Regions from separate parts of the Homo sapiens genome. Here region 1 is linked to region 2. A link is an interaction called in ENCODE POLR2A ChIA-PET data of the cell type or tissue named here. Cell type or tissue: PC-9. All regions are shown on one strand. Links, peaks and the distances in the headings refer to the core of each region. The heading gives the core; the rest is flanking DNA.

What was found. Peaks named below come from ENCODE experiments on the same cell type or tissue, not always from the same donor. Only the 100,000 strongest peaks of a DNase experiment are listed, where the experiment ranks them.
Region 1: POLR2A ChIA-PET joins it to region 2 with 9 read pairs; 2 of 35 experiments call an interaction of 5 or more read pairs at or near these places.

Annotation. Positions count from the first base shown.
Region 1 is chr14:74,644,870-74,654,833 of GRCh38, forward strand. It overlaps LOC105370567 (a long non-coding RNA gene), which reads right to left. Exons shown (of 2, transcript XR_007064268.1): 2 at 5,971-8,629. Among named protein-coding and RNA genes, the nearest start is that of LTBP2, 38 kb to the left of the region's middle. In PC-9, for the core only: no CTCF peak of the experiment used is centred there; a DNase peak (open chromatin) is centred at 4,982.
Region 2 is chr14:74,796,186-74,806,149 of GRCh38, forward strand. It overlaps YLPM1 (YLP motif containing 1), which reads left to right. Exons shown (of 21, transcript NM_019589.3): 5 at 1,395-3,512; 6 at 6,371-6,491. Among named protein-coding and RNA genes, the nearest start is that of YLPM1, 38 kb to the left of the region's middle. In PC-9, for the core only: no CTCF peak of the experiment used is centred there; no DNase peak of the experiment used is centred there.

The sequences.
Region 1 (9,964 bases), core at 2,719-7,718, 150 kb before region 2:
CCAAATAACAGACTACACTACTTTTTTTTTTTTTTTTGAGATGGAGTCTCACTCTGTTGCCCAGGATGGAGTGCAGTGGTGCCATCTTGGCTCACTGCAAGCTCTACCTCCTGGGTTCACACCATTCTCCTGCCTCAGCCTCCCAAGTAGCTGGGACTACATGTGCCCGCCACCATGCCCAGCTAATTTTTTTTTTGTATTTTTAGTAGAGAAGGGGTTTCACCATGTTAGCCAGGATGGTCTCAATCTCCTGACCTCATGATCCGCCCGCCTCAGCCTCCCAAAGTGCTGGGATTACAGGCGTGAGCCAATGTGCCCGGCCACAGACTACACTACTTTTTAAGACAGTAGAGGGGGACAGGAACAGCTGCATTTTTGTCATCTAGCAAAACCATTCACCCCTCTTGACATAAGTATCCATTTTCCTCTGTAGACCCACACCCTGGTATCATGTGATTCATGCGTTGGTCAATCAAATAACTGTATTGCCCTAGCCACAGTGATTGGTTCAGGCAAGGACACAAGACCTAATCAGCACTAGAGAGAATTTTGCAGCTGGGGCTTTTCATGGTAAAACCAGTGAGCTAAGAGCTTGCGGCTTGAGAATAAAGCCAACACCCCTGAAGGCAGAGCCGGGAGTGGAGGGGAAAGTCCTGATGGGTTGTACAAGCCCCTGAATCAAGAATGGGCCGAAGTTCATCCCAGGCTTGACTTCTCAGTTACACGAGACAGTCAATTCCCTTCTACTACTTGTTACTGAGAGAGTTCTGAGCTTACTTCAATCCCTCAGAAAGCTGACAGCTGAGCAGGAAGCAGGAGCTTGTCCTGATTCCCCCACTGTGCCTGTGTCCTGAGCCCCTGGTCTTGCTCTAGTACTTCTCAGTTTCCTGCCTTCCCCTAACATACACACCACCACCACCCCACTGCCCACCTCGGGCCACCCCCTTACTTCCTCTCAAGGAGATTCCTGCCCCGTCCTCCACAGAGCTGGAGCCTCTCCCTCTTGCTCACCTGGCTTCCCTCCCATATTCTTCTGCCCAAGCCTCTTCTTCCCAGGCAAGTCTGGCTGAATCCCCAGCTCTGTTTCGCCTCGTGGTCTGGCCTCCTCCTCTCCAGAGGCCTGAGGGGCTGATGCGTGGTTTCAGATGGCCAGCAGAATGCTACCCCCAACCTCAGGAGTCCCACCGAAGCTCACACTGCGGAGGGTCCCCTTTTTATTACCTAATCTCCTGCCTCTCATGTCTTCCTGTAACTCCAGGCCTGAGCGGCTTCAGGGCAGAATCAAGGATGTTCGAGTTCTCCCACCTCTATGTTCTGTTAGAGAGCCATGTCCTCAGAGCAGACGGGGAGACACCAAACTCCCACTTCCTTTGGGAAGATTTCCATTTCTCTTTTCCAAAATCCTAGGGAATGTACTGCGTAAGCCCCTTAATTATACATTGACTCACGACGTTGCTTGTGCTGTTCTCTCCCCTCAAGCTATCTTTCATTCACTAGAAGATTTGCCTCTTATTTGCTGTAAGCCTAGCACAGTGCTCAATAAACACTGAATGAAGAAATGAGTGGTTGAATAAATGAATTATTGAATGGGTGCTGAAAATAGTAAGTGAATGAATAAATAAATGAATAGACTAATGAGGAGAGGCAGTGAAAGGCCTGGGACGGAGTGGCAGAAGGGTCAAAAAAACCCTGGAGGGGATAGGTCCTGAGCCCAGGGAAGGGAAGATGGGGCACTCACCATGGCAGAATGGCAGGAGGGAGACAGATGTTGTCAAGTCTCTAAGCCTTGTGTTTACATAAAAAACTGGAGTTTGGGCCTGGGTTGTTTTATCGAACCCATTTATTAGCTTTTTAAAACTTTTTTTAAAAACACATGGCCGGGTGCGGTGGCTCACGCCTGTAATCCCAGCACTTTGGGAGGCCAAGGGGGGCGTGGATCACTTGAGGTCAGGAGTTTGAGACCAGCCTGGCCAAGATAGTAAAACCCCATCTCTACCAAAAATATAAAAAATTACCCGGGTATGGTGGCACGTGCCTGTAATCCCGGCTACTCGGCAGGCTGAGGCAGAAGAATTGCTTGAACCCAGGAGGTAGAGGTTGCAGTGAGCCGAGATCATGCCACTGCACTCCAGCCTGGGTGACAGAGCGAGACTCAGTCTAAGAAAAAAAAAAAAACATAAACATAAAAAAAACATACAAACGCCATTTTCAAGGCCATTGCACATCTTGCAATGACATGGCCGGTTGTGGCTCTGCCTCAGCACCCCACTTCCCAGATACAGAAAGGACCAATTGGCCATGCCGACAGCACGCCAGGTGCAGCCTCGGGGGAAGGACCTGGGAGATCCAGTGGACTTGGGGTGCCTCCCAAAGCCCTTCAGCAAGGACTCAAGTTCTCTGCAGGTCACAGGCAGAGGGCCTCTTTCTTCCCCCCCGACTCCCTTCTCCTTCCTCTGCCATTGACTCTCCATCCTGAATCCACACTGGCACTGCCGGGAGCCCTGTGGGGCCTCAGGCAACCCAAGAGAGCTGAAGATGACTCCATGGATTTGCAGCTACAAATGAAAAACCACGGTTTGTTTTGAATGGATTGTGGCTCTGGCGAGAAAGCCTTGGGATATAAATCCGCCATGAGTGGGGATGCAGATGGGAAGCAGATGTGGGGATGTTGAAAGCCCCCGCTCCAGCACCTAAGGCCCACCTTGGAGAACACATGCCTTCCACTGAAAAATGCAGATGGGTGAGGCAGCTCAGACACTGTGGGAGCCCCAGCTAAGAGCCCAGTCTGCTCAGCTGTCACCTTCTCCTTCTTCCCCCTCCCTCTAGGCAATGAAGCACTCCTTCTGCATTCTTGGAGGATATGCCTCCTCTCCCTGCCTCCCTCTCCCTCTGTCTTCATACCACTGCCTGTCTTACTGTCTCTTGCTCTCAGGCGTTCTCTGACTCCATGTCTGTCCTTGGTCTGTGCCTCTCCCTCCCTCCCTCTTCCTGGCTGCTGCCCAAGGCCAGTGCCCCTACCCTTCATGCTTGGATAAGTCTGCCAATCAGCTTGAACCCCTGGGGTGAAGAACGGGAAGAACAGTCCAAGGGCAGACGGCAGCCCCAGTTTCATGAAGGAAGGCGATTTCAAGCCAGAGACGCCTGGGCAGGATGAGGCCAAGAACTGCTCACTTACCCACAGGGCTGGATATTTAGTTTGAGTTGGGGAGGGCAGGTGGCAACCAGCCTGGAGCTCCCAAGCCTGCAAGAGCAGCTCTGCCCCAGCCCCTACCCAGCTTTAGGTTTCATTCAGTGTGGCCTTCTCTCCTTCCTGGCCTGGAGCCAGCCCTCTCCAGCACCAGGAAGAGGCAGCACAGCTGGGTACCATGGTCACAATTACCCCCAAGGACACGGGCCCAGGTGAAGGCTAGGCAGGACAGGATGGAGCATGTTTTGTATCCTCCACTGCTCTCCAGAGAGCTAGGAGCAGCCCTTCCCTTTCAACCCCTGCAGGGCCCCAGACAGCCTCCAAAGGCAAATGTGCTTTTTCTTTGGCTTGTATACAGTCTAAATACTTTATCCAATTGATACGGGCTCTATATCCAGTTGTCTTATTTTCCTTTTTGGGTCTGTCCACAGCTCTCTGAGCTCTCAGGCAGGATTTTGGGACCATTTGTGGCACATTCCAGAGGCCACTAGCAATCTCACAAATTAATTCTAAACTTGTACACAGGCTGTGAATGCTATACAACTTTTAGGGGGGACTTGAGGGACACACCAAAAACCATCCAAAAATAGAATGTTGCCATTCCCAGGAGACTGGAATCATTTAGAGGACAATTTCACAAACGCTTCTGCCGATATGGAGGAGGCTGCTGTCGGAATGCAGCTGGGACCCATCTCCCTGGCACTCTCGAGTCTCTGCTTAGGGGCTTTCCCTTCCCAGCAGGCACTCATTCCAGGATCCACAGGCACCTTGCGGTCCCCAGCACTGGGCGGCACTGAGGGGGTATCACTGTGGCACCATACCGTAAGGCATGATCCCAGGAGGCTTGGCATTTAGTGTGGAGGCTAAGCTCTTGGTTCTAGGTTCCTTTATGCATTGAGCATCTTTTTCACACATGCCTGAGGCTGTGTTAGGCAGTGAGTGTGAATGGCGAACAAACCAGACAGGGAGCCTCTGCTCGTGCAAGAAACAAACAGGGTGCTGAGACCTGGAATAACTTTCAGGAAGACTGAAGAGAGCAGCTTGCAGCTGAGGGAGATCTCAGGCAGGTCTCAGCAGCTGCCTCTGGGCTTCAGTTTCTTCACCCATAAAATGGGGGTGCTAACAGCGCTACTTTGAGGATTCAATGAGATAATCAATACAGGATAACTCCTAGTCATAACAAGCCACTAATGAGGACCATACAACCAAAGCAGTTAGGAGCAGACAGGGCAGGAGGATAGCAGACGCAGTCAGCACTCTGCCCCCATGTCTTCCGATCCCCGTATCACTTCAGGACACATGGTTCACTCCCAACAGCCCACACCTGCCTGTTTGTCAGCGGGCTGCCCTCAGGCTGTTGGAACCTGCTCTGGCCACCTGCATGGAGGGCAGGCCAGTGCCGGGGAGGTTTCGTCCCTGAGCCCCTACAGGCAGCCCCTGACCAGTGACTCTGAGTGTGGAGGTAGAAATATCTCCTCCATCTCCAGAGCTCTTGCAGACTGAGCCACTTACCCTTCGTGGCCTTTTGCTTGACATTGTATCCTTGCTTGGCCTCCTCTTTTCAGTCCCCTTCCCCTACTCCTGGGAAGATTTGGGAAAAAATCACCACTTTCACACAAACCCTTGTTTGCTGGGTCTGCTTTTGGGGAAAACATCTTAAGACACTGGGAAATGCTAAACATTAGGAGGTGTCTCCTAAGCTGTGTGACCCTGTCTTCCTGCAGAGCTGCCCTTGGGCCAAGGCAAGTCCTCCCAAGTTTCTAAGGAATTAGTCACAACAAGATAGCCTTCTAACTCAGGAAATCTGTGCTCCTTGTATTTGAACATGGCAAAGGCCAGCACCATAGGAACCCTGGATGGCCCCTGGCATGTAGTTCTCGGCTCTCAACTCAGGAAACTGTCTGAGCTGCTGCCTTCGGGACTGTGTACTCCCTCCAGGAACCTGCACAGGGAGGCCAAAAAAAGGGCATAAAATTCATATTTCATTATTGTTATTCTTCTCTATTCCTGGAAACTCCAGTCATCCTGAAGATGATTCTTTAGCGTCTCTCTTCCCATGAAATGGTGGACTGGTGAGGCAGGCACACAGGCGGCCAACAGGGCACATCCAAGATGCAGGTCTGGATTATTTGTCTAGACTTTATGATGTTTGTGGTATTTGCCAGCTTTTTAAGTTTTAGGATTTGTTGTGATTTTTTTTTCTTATTTCAAAATTTTCCTTCATATTTAATTTTGTATTCTTTTTTTTTTTTAAAGGGATCCCAAAATTATGTAAGCTTTAGGCAACAGAAGACCTCGGTAGGTTTTGAGCATCTGAGGACTGAGAGGCTTTTTCACAGACTAGCTTCTAGCTCCATACTTTTCTTTTTAATATACAGGGTCTCACTCTGTCACCCAGGCTGGAGTGCAGTGGCACAAGCACGGCTCACTGCAGCCTCAACCTCCCAAGCTCAGGTGACAGGTGATCCTCCCACCTCAGCCTCATGAGTAGCTGGGATTACAGGCGCCTGCCACCATGCCCGTCTAATTTTTGTATTTTTTGTAAAGACAGGGTTTCACCATGTTGCCCAGGCTGGTCTCGAACTCCTGGGCTCAAGTGATCTGCCCACCTCATCCTCCCAAAGTGCTGGGATTATAGGCGGGAGCCACCACACCCCACCTGGCTCCATACATTTCAACTCTTGTTTTTCCTCTCCTGTCTTCATACTTCTGGTCCCAATGTGACAGCTGCTGATCCTGCACCTGCCACTGTGTCAGGTGAATCAGCACAGTGTATGGTGGAATTATTTCTACAAGCCATTTATAATCAGGACAGTTAGCAATAAATATACTACATGACATACACATATTACATACAACCCAACGGAGTGTTTTCCCAACATAACCAAATGAATATATTACAGAAGGCCCAACTGAGTATATTCCCAACTCAAATTCCTTTAGTCATACTCCCAAATGCCACAGCCACCTCACCACAGCCTGACATGAAGGGAGGTGTGACAGATAAGAAATCAGGGTGGAGACTGACTACAGTTAAATTTTTTTGGGAGGAGACAGGGTCTTGCTATGTTGCCCAGGCTGGAGTGTGGTGGCTATTCACAGGTGTGATCATAGTGCACTACTCTCTCAAACTCCTGGGCTCAATTGATCCACCTGCCTCAGCCTCCCAAGTGCTGAGACTACAGGTGCATACCACCACACCTAGCTATAGTTTTTTGGTTTTTTTTGTTTGTTTGTTGTTTTTACCTTAGCAAATACTATGACTTTGAAAAAAAATATGACCTTGGAAGGAACTCCTGTAGGTGAGCGGCCCTCAATGTAAGCCTCATTAGCTTCTCAGGAAACTGGCCTCTGGTAGCTGGACTTGCTGTGAGGCTTGGGCACATAATATTTTAAGGTCTGTAAGTTTTAGCCACATCCTGGGTGTGTGTGTAAGGGAGGAGGGTGGCTCAGAATTGTTCTGGGCTCTTCATTTCCTCAGTGCCCTTCAACTCTGAATCCATGTCAGGAAGACCCTGGCAAGACTGAGGAGGGAGAGCAAATGGTAACTATGGCCATAACTGACAGTGAGTTTGGCCCCTGAGGTTGGACTTAGTAGCAGGAGACATCAGTATTCCAAAAGCCCAATCACTCCTCTTCTTTTGCATTTTCCTTTAGTTTAGTCCTTTAATTTTTTAAACCAAAGTTTCTTCTGAAAAAATTCTTGGTTTGTCTTTGCTGAATGGAAGAGCAAAGGAATTTAGCTATACCCAGGTCAGGCCAAGGTCAGTACCAGTGGACGTGGGAGAGGCAATGTTGGAATTAAGAGGATGTTTTGTGATTTACAAAACACTATTCACATCCATTGTCTCATTTAAGCTTTACGTGCCCTCTGTCGGGTACACTTGTACGTTGTTAGAATCACTATTTCCCAGTTAAAGTTAAGAGCGACTAAGCAATTTATGCAGAGTATACACCTAGGCAGTGGCAAGTCAGAAATTTGAACCCAGATCTTCCAAATTCAAATCCACAACATAACCAAAGACAACTGTGGATAGTGGTTTACTATTGCTAACTACTAATTTTTTTTTTTACACTTAGTGTCAGACACAGTACCGGCACTTTTCATGAGTTCTCTTATTTAATCCTCATATCCTCTGGCACGAGCCAGGTTTGAAGGATGGGGAGGTAGCAGGGAGGAAGGACGGGATGGGCCTCATTCCTTGCAGAGTGCACAGAACAAGTAAAGGAACAAAGGCAGGAACGAGCTGAGATGGTTCAGACCACGTTCACTGAGAGCTGGTGGTGCTTCACAGCCACCGTCCTTGGGCCTCTGGCCTGGTCAGGTAAGCCTCCTAGAACCTTTCATCTTAGTAAAAATGGGCTGTGCCCATGGAAAGTGGCCTCTGGCTCAGCCCTGGAAGCAACAGCTGGAAGAGGCCTGTGGCCTGTCACTATCCACACGGTTGCTTCTCTGCAAGACAGAGGCCCGCCACGGTGAGCTGGTCTGTCCAACCAGCTCCTGAGTTGCCAGTCAAATGATGGGCTCGGCCTCAGCGCTCAGCTTTGAAGTTTAATGGGGATCCTGGTAGCCCACAGGTCTTGGCCAGATCTTGCCCTTTAGTAAGTGTCTTCTTCCACTTCCCATCAGGGGCCTGGAGCCTGGCCAACTCCCTGAGGCATCTCTCCCAGCTTATTTGGATTGAGGGATGGAGGGTGCCTCCTGCCCTGGAGAGGGAGGTGGAGAATGGAACCCGTACCCTGATTGGGAAACAGAAACCTCAGGAGGCACCAGGCAGCAGGACTGGACAAAGAAGTGCCGGCCAGACTGGCTCCCTGGGGTCCCAGAAGTCACAGACCTACACAATGTCTCCCTGGGTTAGAGGATGAACAGAACACTAGCAACTCTCTTACCAGTGTTCTCCAGACTTGTCTGTCCTGCCCCTAACTCCACCTCCTTTGGGCTTGTGTGAGAAAACGTGTCAGAGCCAATTTGACACCTACATCCATCCACTGGACATGTAATCCTGCGCAACTTACTTCTCTGTACTTCAGTTTCCTCATCTGTAAAATGGGAATAATGATTGTCTTCAGCTTATAGAATGATGTGAATATTAAATGAATTAACACAGACAAAGTGCTTAGAATAGGGCCTGGCACAGAGTAAGCATGTATTAGATGTTGGCTGCTATTATTATTATTATTACAAGAGTTCTGAGATTACTCCCTTAGGCCCCAGTATTTTCCTCTGGGGTGTTTTTTGTCACTTTCTGTCACTTAAAATGGATTGAGATTTTAGGGCAAACACTGGAGAAGCTTCTCAATTCCTCCTAATGGGCCTGCTGAGGGTGCCGTGGCTGACTGTGGGCACCGGCTTGCTGCTCCTCTCCTGGCCGCCTCCAGTTCCAGGCTGCTTTTGCTGCTCTGCCTCACTGGTCTGTTCGGAGTATCCACAGCTGCTAGCTGGAGAAGCGGTGTTAATACCTCATTAGCACCTTCGGCTGCTCCTTGTGGGCACTAATCACTTCAGTTTGCTGCCTCTGGAGTGACTCTGTGCTGCCTTTGAAAAGCAGGCCATGTGATGGCGCAGAGACTTCTCCAGCTGGTCCCAATTCCCTCCCTCAGATTGTTACTTTTACCCAGGAAGTGAAACAACTTACTGTTTACATTTTGTATACACACACACACACAAATATAAAATTTTTTAATAGATCAAATCCTTACTCCTTCATCAGGACCTGAAACTAAACCTGTAAGCAGCTTCTTCCAGAGCCTTCCTCTTCTTCCCCAGTCCACACCTGCAGACCTGCCCCTCACCCGTGCCACCCGCGGTTTGTACAGGAATCAGACAAGAAGGCAAGGGCCCGAATTGGAAGCAGATGTTTGGGACGATGAGTGAGGTTGGGGTGGAGACAATAGGAAGGACGTAGACCCTGCTAGAGCTGCTTGTTGCTCTGACATACCGCCAAGGCTCAGAAAAATAGAGTGACTGTTCCTGGTTAAATACCCAGCTGTTACTCGTGCCAAACTTTCCTGGGCCTCAATCCTCAGAGTCTCTGGCTCTGCTTCCAAAGTTCTCCATATCCTCATGCCAACCACTATCTTGGCCCCTTCTTCCCACCATGCCAAGCCCCCAAGACCAGCCATACCCCTAAAAGTCAGGACTGGAGTTTTACTCACCCCGCCCCACAAAGCTAACCCACGATGCCATTTTTTTGAAGCCTAAACTCAAGATATGGTCTGACAAAAGAGGTTTTGCTGATTCTGGGTGTGAGAGTCTACTGGAAGACATGGCTTGGACGCCAAGACCACAGAGTTTTCAAGGTTTAGAGGGATGATAGGTCAGAATTGTTAAACCAGACCACTGCGGAGTATGCAGATGGGTGGCTGTTGACTGCACCCACTTTAGAACATCTCCAGAGCTGCACATGAGCCTGCCAGGAGCCAACAGCACATTTGTCTACCCTGACTGTGACATAAAATGCTAGATCTATAGGAGAACACCCAAGTTTAATTCCATTGTTTTGATTTTTCAAGGAGACACAAGTTGGCATCATCATGAACAAGGTTTCAGAGAAATCCCATTGGAAAGAGAGGCTAAATAACTGGTTTTCTAAAGGCGATGGCCTGACCCAACCCCTATCCAGAGCTGTGATCCCAGTCAGAAGCTTAGGACATCAACTTTAAGATCTGCCCAATCCCCAGGAGGAATAGATGTCAGCTGCTGTATACGACAGAGAGATAACCAGGGACTCTAGTTTCCTGGTTTAATATTAAGGGAAATTCCACTGAAGCTCA
Region 2 (9,964 bases), core at 2,173-7,172:
GGCATACACAATCTTCTGGAGAGTGATCCTCGCTTACTTCTTTACCTTATTTTTTAGTGTGCTGCTTTTCCACATTTCCCTCTTTATCAGCTCTCTTGACTCTGTTTCCCCTTTGCATTAGCCATGCTAAACTATTTGCACTTCCAAACATGCTCTGCTGATACACGTTTCTCCGCCTTTCCTCTTGCTTCCTTAGCTTGAGGTGCCCTTGCCACATACTTTCCTCATCTCCAACTCATTCTGTCAGCTTGATTTCAGAGAAGTTGTCTTTTAAAACTCAACATAAGCCTCTCCAATTCTGTTTTCCTTATTGTGTACACATAGACTTGAGACATTACATCTCTTGGTACTTATTTACACTTAGATTATCTTTATATTTTGTTGTAAACTCTTTGAGGGCACATATGACATTTTATTCTTGTATCTCTTGGATGTAATGTAATGCCTGACAGATAAAGGATGTGTACTTTCTTTTTACTGGATGAGCAAGTGGGTTTATAGCAAAAATAACTGTGCAGACTTTTTAAAATGTCAGAACCTACTCTTAAGATAGGGCTACTGTTTCTTTTTTTTTTTTTTTTAACTTTTGTCAATCAAAATGTTAGTGCTAGCTCTAACAATATTTATAATCATCCTATATTTTCTTGTTAGTCTTTTCATATTTAGTTTTTAGTTACAATTTAATTCCAGAAGTGCTCAGAGTTAGTTATGGAATTTGTTAATTTTTTTCTCTTTAAAATGAGCAGCCTTTTCTGTCTCCTAAGGCACAGTATTTATAATTGCTTTTTTTTTTTTTTTTTTTTGAGACGGAGTCTCACTCTTGTCACCCAGTCTAGAGTGCAATAGCGTGATCTCAGCTCACTGCAACCTCTGCCTCCCAGGTTCAAGTGATTCTCCTGCCTCAGCCTCCCAAGCAGCTGGGATTTGCAGGCACCTGCCACCACACCTGGCTAAATTTTTGTATTTTTTTTTTTTTTTTTTTTTTAGTAGAGATAGGGTTTCACCATGTTGGCCAGGCTGGTCTTGAACTCTTGATCTCAGGTGATCTGCCCATCTCTGCCTCCCAAAGTGCTGTGATTACAAGTGTGAGCCACTGCGCCAGGCCTGTAATTGCTTTTTAACCGTTCAGTATATCAGTGACTTGCGGCAGGAGATGTGTTGAAGTAAGTTAGATAATACTGACATGATTTCCAAAGCCTGTCCTAAGACCTTCTGAGCACTGCCACCTTAACATACTGGTTCTAAGATATTGGTGACTCAGGATTAATTTAATGACTGAAAAGAGTCATTGTTGTAAACAAATTCTAAGGCAAGAGTGCCTTAAATATTCTTACATGGAGAATTTTTTTTTTCTGCTTTACTGTCTTGAGTAATATCTTTTGTTTTACTTGTAGATTTGATGGTCCTCGAAGATTTGAGGATTTAGGGTCAAGGTGTGAAGGACCGAGACCCAAAGGGCCTCGTTTTGAAGGAAATCGCCCCGATGGGCCAAGACCCAGATATGAAGGTCACCCAGCAGAGGGCACTAAAAGCAAGTGGGGAATGATTCCCCGGGGGCCAGCATCTCAATTTTATATTACCCCCAGTACATCCCTAAGTCCTCGACAGAGTGGACCACAGTGGAAAGGCCCCAAACCAGCTTTTGGACAGCAGCATCAGCAGCAACCTAAGTCACAAGCAGAACCTCTTTCAGGAAACAAAGAACCATTAGCAGACACCAGTAGTAACCAGCAGAAGAATTTTAAAATGCAATCAGCTGCATTTTCCATTGCTGCAGATGTAAAGGATGTCAAGGCGGCTCAGTCAAATGAGAATCTAAGCGACTCTCAACAAGAGCCACCTAAAAGTGAAGTCTCGGAAGGGCCCGTAGAGCCCTCTAATTGGGACCAGAATGTTCAAAGTATGGAGACTCAAATCGACAAAGCCCAAGCTGTTACTCAGCCTGTACCCCTTGCGAATAAGCCTGTACCTGCTCAATCTACTTTTCCTTCAAAAACAGGGGGGATGGAGGGAGGAACAGCAGTAGCAACATCATCATTAACAGCAGATAATGATTTTAAACCTGTGGGTATTGGTCTACCCCATTCAGAAAACAACCAAGATAAAGGCCTGCCTCGGCCAGATAATAGAGATAATAGATTAGAAGGCAATAGAGGCAACAGCTCATCTTACAGAGGTCCTGGGCAAAGCAGAATGGAAGACACACGGGATAAAGGTCTAGTAAACAGAGGTCGCGGCCAGGCAATCAGTCGAGGCCCAGGATTGGTCAAGCAAGAAGACTTTCGGGATAAGATGATGGGTAGAAGAGAAGATAGTCGAGAGAAGATGAACAGAGGAGAAGGTAGCCGGGACAGAGGGTTGGTGAGGCCTGGAAGCAGTCGGGAGAAAGTGCCAGGTGGTCTTCAAGGGAGCCAGGACAGGGGTGCAGCTGGCAGCCGAGAAAGGGGACCACCTCGGAGGGCTGGCAGTCAGGAGAGGGGACCTCTTCGAAGGGCTGGGAGTAGAGAGAGAATACCACCCCGAAGAGCTGGGAGCAGGGAGAGAGGACCACCTCGAGGGCCTGGCAGTCGAGAAAGGGGACTGGGAAGATCAGATTTTGGTCGTGATAGAGGTCCATTCAGACCAGAACCAGGAGATGGTGGGGAAAAAATGTATCCATATCACCGGGATGAGCCTCCTAGGGCTCCATGGAACCATGGAGAAGAGCGAGGGCATGAAGAGTTTCCATTAGATGGTAGAAATGCTCCAATGGAACGAGAAAGACTCGATGACTGGGATAGAGAGAGATACTGGAGAGAATGTGAACGTGACTATCAAGATGATACACTAGAGCTCTATAACAGAGAGGACAGGTTCTCAGCACCACCATCTCGGTCTCATGATGGAGATAGGCGAGGCCCTTGGTGGGATGATTGGGAGAGAGACCAGGATATGGATGAGGACTACAATAGGGAAATGGAAAGGGACATGGACAGGGATGTGGATCGGATTTCAAGACCTATGGATATGTATGATAGAAGTTTGGATAATGAGTGGGACAGAGATTATGGGAGACCACTGGATGAACAAGAATCACAGTTTCGTGAACGGGATATTCCATCTCTTCCACCTTTACCGCCCCTCCCACCTCTTCCACCTTTGGATAGATATCGGGATGATAGATGGAGAGAAGAAAGAAATCGAGAGCATGGGTATGATCGAGATTTCCGTGATAGGGGTGAGTTGAGGATTCGAGAGTATCCAGAAAGAGGAGATACATGGCGGGAAAAGCGAGATTATGTTCCTGACAGAATGGACTGGGAAAGAGAACGGTTGTCAGACAGATGGTACCCATCTGATGTGGATAGACATTCCCCCATGGCGGAACATATGCCCTCCTCACATCATTCCTCAGAAATGATGGGGTCCGATGCAAGCTTAGACTCTGACCAAGGCCTTGGAGGGGTAATGGTTCTCAGTCAGAGGCAGCATGAAATCATTTTGAAAGCTGCACAAGAACTGAAAATGCTTCGGTAAGTTGACTCCTTCAGATCCTTTCTTTTAATAAAAACCACATTCAGACTGCTCTTTTTAAAGTGATATGATATATTTGAATGGAATCATTTTACTTCAAGTTCTTATCACATACTTTTAATTTATATTTCTGGTCATTCAGTGCTGTTTTAGGGTTAGAATGGGTATTTAGGAACTGTGTTAATGATAAACTTATGCCCTAAGATGTGAAAATTGATTGCTGTCTTGGCCTTTGTAGAAGTGTTGCTGGCATGCCATGCCTGTGCATGTTTCAAGTGTCAAACTTCAACTTTTCAGTGCTCTGGATTTCACAGGGTTCATGTGTAACCTTCATTTTTTCCAGTAATCAGTTTGTTCTTTGGTATTAGATCTGATAGACTTTATATTCACTAATCATTGATAAAACTTTGGAAAGTGCTGTATTTTTCTTTGTTGAAGCTAAGAATGGTTTGCTTAGGAGCATCCTCAGATTTGTCTTAACTATTGATACTTTCTTTTGGGGATGTTTTATCTTTCATTATAACTAAAAGCAGATATTTCTCCTTGAGGATGTTATTTGTTTCTACATAACCAAATGTTTTCTTTGTGAAATGGAAAATAGGATTTCTTGACTTACAATCAACTGTGTATAGGTATCTACATAATTTTCCTCTTTTCTTGTGGTAACAACAATAACAAAAGCTAACATTTATTGCATGCTTACTCCGGGCCAGGAACTGTACTAAGTGTGTTGTGTATAATAAACTCATTTAATCCTTAAACCAGCTGTATCTTGGGATAGGAATTTAGAAGTCAGTGACAGATTGAAAACTTTTTTAAAGCAATTTTTTTGAGAAAGTCAATTAATGATTAGGTTTTGATAAATTCCAATGTATTTCTTCCATTTTTCAATTCTGGTTTACATTTGTGGATCTTAACAATAAATTATAACTTAAACTTTAGAACTAGGAAAGAAAAATACGGTGAAGAAAAGGTAATGATGAAAGACCAGATACGGCAGGTTTGTATGGTCTATAGCTAAGAGGTTTATTTTTTCCAGATTACTCATGAAGAAAATGTGGAAAGCATGCTATAGAATATTTAGCTACTACACTATTCACTTTTAAGTTATAGACACCTTTAATTTTAACACCTACCGTGTAACTGGGCACTTGCTAATAATTGAGTGTATATTATGTCAGTCTGTCTATCTCAAAGGCCTGCAAAGATAAGGTAGTATTATCCCCACTTCACAAATGACACTAAAGTTCAAAGAGGTTAAGTTCCCTTGGCTAGTAAGTGGCAAACCCGGCCTTTGAACTCAATCTGTCTAAAACTCTAAAATCTGTGTTATTTATGGAGAATACCAAGCTGATTGGTGTTGTTAAGCTGCCAAGGTTTCTTTTTTTTTCCTTTTTAAATTTCTTTTTAATTCGTTATTGCTTTGCATGGTAATGCTGGATAAAAGGTGCTGCTGCTGCTTCATCCTTTTTTAAAGCTTTCTAGGCAACATGAACATAATTAAACAATATATAGGGAGTGATGGATAATGTCATAGCCGAATACAAGTCGTTTATGTTGTGTCAGTGTAAAGTCGTAAGGAGTATCATAAGGGATGTGATGATGGGATTTACCTGAGCAGTAAATAATCTTACACACTTGACCCTTACTTTGTGGTCCCTCATTTGTGGACCCTCATTTGGGTCACTTTAATGTAAGGAGAAAATTGTAAAAGGTCTTAAGAAATTGTAGTGGATTTTACCTATGTTTAAGGTAGGCATTGTGAAAAAAAGTAAAAGGAATTTCGTCAGTTTAAAGAAAAAACCGAAGGATTACATAATTATCTTCAGGAATATGAAATGTTGTTTTTAAAGGTATAGACTGACAGTTGTTCTCACCATCTACAGCAGGGGCCATAAATTAAAATGTCCCCAAGAATCAGATAACAAAAATGAGTGAAAGTGGGCCAAGTATAACTCTGTAGAGTACGGTGAAGATTGTGACAGGTTGTTTCATCTAACATGGGCAGCCTCTACTGCACTCAGCTGATTGTTGGCATGTGGGAATGTAGGCCTGGTGTTACCATATCTCTTTAAGATTTGAATTTATATATGAAATATTTTGCTTTGTAAATATGACAGCTAATTTCAAATTTTAAAAACTGATGTGAAAGCCACATTTTGAAAACCTTTTTAGGCCATATTTGGCCCATGGGCCACCATTTTGCAACCTCTGGTCTAAAGAGTTGAAAAAAATAGGCCGGGCGTGGTGGCTTACGCCTGTAATCCTAGCACTTTGGGAAGCTGAGGCAGGCGGATCATGAGGTCAGGAGTTCGAGACCAGCCTGGCCAATATAGTGAAACCCCGTCTCTACTAAAAAAATACAAATAATTAGCCGGGCGCGGTGGTGCATGCCTGTAGACCCAGCTACTCGGGAGGCTGAGGCAGGAGAATCACTTGAACCCGGGAGGCAGAGGTTGTAGTGAGCTGAGATCGCGCCATTGCACTCCAGCCCAGGCGACAGAGTGAGACTCTGTCTCAAAAAAAAAAAAAAAAAAATAGCAAGAGAGCTTTTGGTTGGATTAAAGAAAAACATAACAAGTAGATGAGATAGTAGAAAACAACTGAGGCAGGTTGTAGAATCTATTCTTGAATATCTTCAATAATTTATAATTATTTATATGTCTTAAATGACTGATGAGTTAGCTACATAAAAGCAAAAGAGGGTAATCCTGGAGCTGCTCAGTGTATGGCCACTGCAGAGAATTTTAGGACAAGGATTTTTTAGGTCTCCTTTTTTTAATTAAATATTAATTGTAGTCACTTAGGAATGGAATAAGCATGCTTTATGTACTATGTCAATTTTATTTGTTTGCAGGGAACAGAAAGAACAGCTTCAAAAGATGAAAGACTTCGGGTCTGAGCCACAGATGGCTGACCATCTACCACCTCAGGAATCAAGATTGCAGAATACATCTTCAAGACCTGGAATGTATCCGGTATGGGAGAATGTGTGCTCAGAAAATGAAATGGTTTCTACTTTGTATGTTTCTATGTTGTTTGATTTTTTTTAGAAGTTGAATAAATAACAAATTTCCTCTATAAAATGTAAATTTTGGAAACTTAAAAGTTTATGGTAATTGAACTTTGAACACCTTAAAAGCATGTTCAAAAGTGTGGTAGAGATGCTCCTTTTCCCCAGATTTTGATAAGTACACCAAGTACACCTGAACTACATAGCTTCTGTTCACAAAATGGTAGAATTTTTCTAATAATTTTTATGTTAAAATAGTCCTGTTGGCTGGGCATAGTGGCTCACACCTGTAATTCTAGCACTTTGGGAGGCTAAGGCGAGAGGATTGCTTGAGCCCAGGAGTTTGACACCAGCCTTCGCAAAATGGTGAGACCCCTATCTCTACCAAAAAAAAAAAAAAGTCCTGTTTTCCATCTAGGCAGGGCTAGATGTGGGCCTCGTGATGCTTCCTACCTCTTCAGGCTACTAGTCCTTCAGATGGGGAAATGTCATACCCCAGTACATACTTCAGAACTGTTCAGGCAGTATGAAAAGGGGTGTTTATGTTAAAGACTTGAGTAATTAAGTTCTCCTTTTTTTCCCAAGAGCATGCCAGGACTTCTTTTATTTTTGTTATTTTACCTTTAAGCCAGTAATGGGCTTTTCAAATGTTTAAAATGTTATCTTGCAGGTAGTTTTATGACAGCATAATGAAGAAAACAGCTCTACTGAACCTCTACTGAACCATTTCATCAAATTAACACTTTTCATTTCTCAGTGTTCCCTTCCATCCTGGTCTAATACTTAACAGTAAGACATAGTTGTTGACATCAGTGACCACCATGGTGTTGTTGACTCCCCAGATCGGATCTCCTGACCTTTGTACGCATCTACCTGTCTGCAGGGTTTCTGTCTGTGGATGTGACTCCTGTCAAATGCAGCATATTCAAAATGGGGCTCGTTATCATACCCCATTAAATTGTCTTTTTTCCTCACCATCACCTAGTCACCCTAACTTGAAACCTGAAAATCAACCCTCCATCTTGCTCCATCTTGCTGATTTGTCCTACCCTGCTGCTGATTGATTTTACCTCCTTTGAATCAAATTCTCAAGTATAATTACACCCATTTTAAGCCTATAGTTCGAGTTTTGACAGATGTATACCAAAAGATAAAAAAATTCTCGGCCAGGCGCGGTGGCTCACACCTGTAATCCCAGCACTTTGGGAGGCCAAGGCGGGTGGATCACTTGAGGTCGGGAGTTTGAGATGAGCCTGACCAACTTGGAGAAACCCCGTCTCTACTAAAAGTACAAAATTAGCCGGGCGTGGTGGCGCATGCCTGTAATCCCAGCTACTAAGGAGGCCGAGGCAGGAGAATCACTTGAACCCGGGAGGTAGAGGTTGCGGTGAGCCGACATCGCGCCATTGCACTCCAGCCTGGGCAACGGGCGAAACTCCATCTCAAAATCAAAACAAAACAAAACAAAATTCTCATCACCCTAAAAAGTTCTCTCATGCCCTTTTGAGATTGGGACTACCCCTATACTCCACTTCAGGCAGCGTCGATGTGATTTGTGGCCAGATGGACATTTTAAAACAAATCTCACCATGTGGCTACCTGGCTTTAAAACTTCAATGTTCTCCCATGCCTTCAGGATGAAATTTAGAATCTCTTGCATGACTTTCTTGTTCTTCCTGAGCTGGCCTGACCTCTGCTGACCATTGCTTGCTACTCCACTCTCTGATGCTTCATTTTCCCTCCACATAGAGCTACTTAACAATTTTGTGAATGTGCTAGATTCTTTTACTTCTTCATTCCTTTGCGTATGCATGTTGTTCTCTAAGCCTAGAGTCTTTTCTTTGCCTTCCCATCCCCTCCTGCAACTGGCTAATGTTTGTTTATCTTTTACAACTCAGCTCTACTATTTTCTCTTCCACCTATGTAGGGCAATTACCCTTGTACATACCCTGTAACATCTTGTACTAGTCTTTGTTGTCATCTTTATTATGTTGCATTTTGAGTGTCTGTTTTCTTGTCTTTCTTTCTAAATTGAGTCCATAAGATAATAACTATATCTTTCATCTTTGTGTGTCTTAGTAAATAGAAGCGCCAGATTGTACATCCACATTTCTGCTTTATTTGCTTAACAAATCATAATCATCTTTCCATATTGTTATATGCTATATTATTTTTTGATTTACAATAATTTATTGAATTAATTCAATTTCTGTTGGAATTTGTTTCTAATCTTTCACTGTTATTCTTAATATTACCCTAATGAATGTCTTTGTATTGGGTTCTTATTTTAGATAACTCCTTTTCTTTTTTCCTTTTTTTTTTTTTTGAAATGGAGTCTCACTCTGTTGTCCAGGCTGGAGTGCAGTGGCATGATTTCAGCTCACCGAAACCTCCACCTCTTGGGTTTAAGCGATTCTCCTGCCTCAGCCTCCCAAGTAGCTGGGATTACAGGTGCCTGGCACCACACCTGGCTAAATTTTTTGTATTTTTAGTAGAGACAGGGTTTTACCAATTGGCCAGGCTGGTCTTGAACTCCTGACCTCAGGTGATCCACCTGCCTCAGCCTCCGAAAGTGCTGGGATTACAGGCATGAACCACCGCACCCGGCCAATAACTTCTTAGGAGTAAGTTTTATGTTTTTGTTTTGTCTCTTTTTTTTTGCTCTGTTGCCTGGGAGGCTGGAATACAGTGGTACAATCATAGCTCACTGGAGCCTCAAACTCCTGGGCTCAAGTGATTCTCTCACCTCAGCCTCCTGAGTAACTGGGACTACAGGCACACACCCTACGCCTGGCTAATAATAAAAAAAAAAAATTGTTAGTAGGGACAGGGTCTCGCGTTGTTGCCCAGGCTGGTCTCGAACTCCTGGGCTTAAGTGATCCTCATGCCTTGTCCTCCCAGAGTGCTGGGATTACAGGTGTGAGCCCCTGCACCCAGCCAACAGTGATTTTAACGTCCCAAAGTGGGACACTTCAGTCAAAGAATAAGCATACTTTTTTTTTTTTTTTTTGAAACGGAATGTAGTCTGTCACCCAGGCTGGAGTGCAGTGGCACAATCTCAGCTCACTGTAATATCCACCTCCCGGGTTCAAGTGATTCTCCTGCCTCATCCTCCTGAGTAGCTGGGATTACAGGTGCCTGCCACCATTCCTGGCTCATTTTTTTTGTATTTTTAATAGAGATAGGGTTTCACCATGTTGGCCAGGCTGGTTTTGAACTCCTGACCTCAGGTGATCCACCTGCCTCAGCCTCCCAAAGTGCTAGGATTACAGGCATGAGCCACCACACCTGGCCCAGAATAAGCATACTTTTTAAATGATTCCTGTCACATAGCCAAACAGCTCTCTATAATAGTTGTATAATGGCCGGGTGTGGTGGCTCATGCCTGCAATGCCAGCACTTTGGGAGGCCAAGGCAGGTGGATCACAAGAGGTCAGG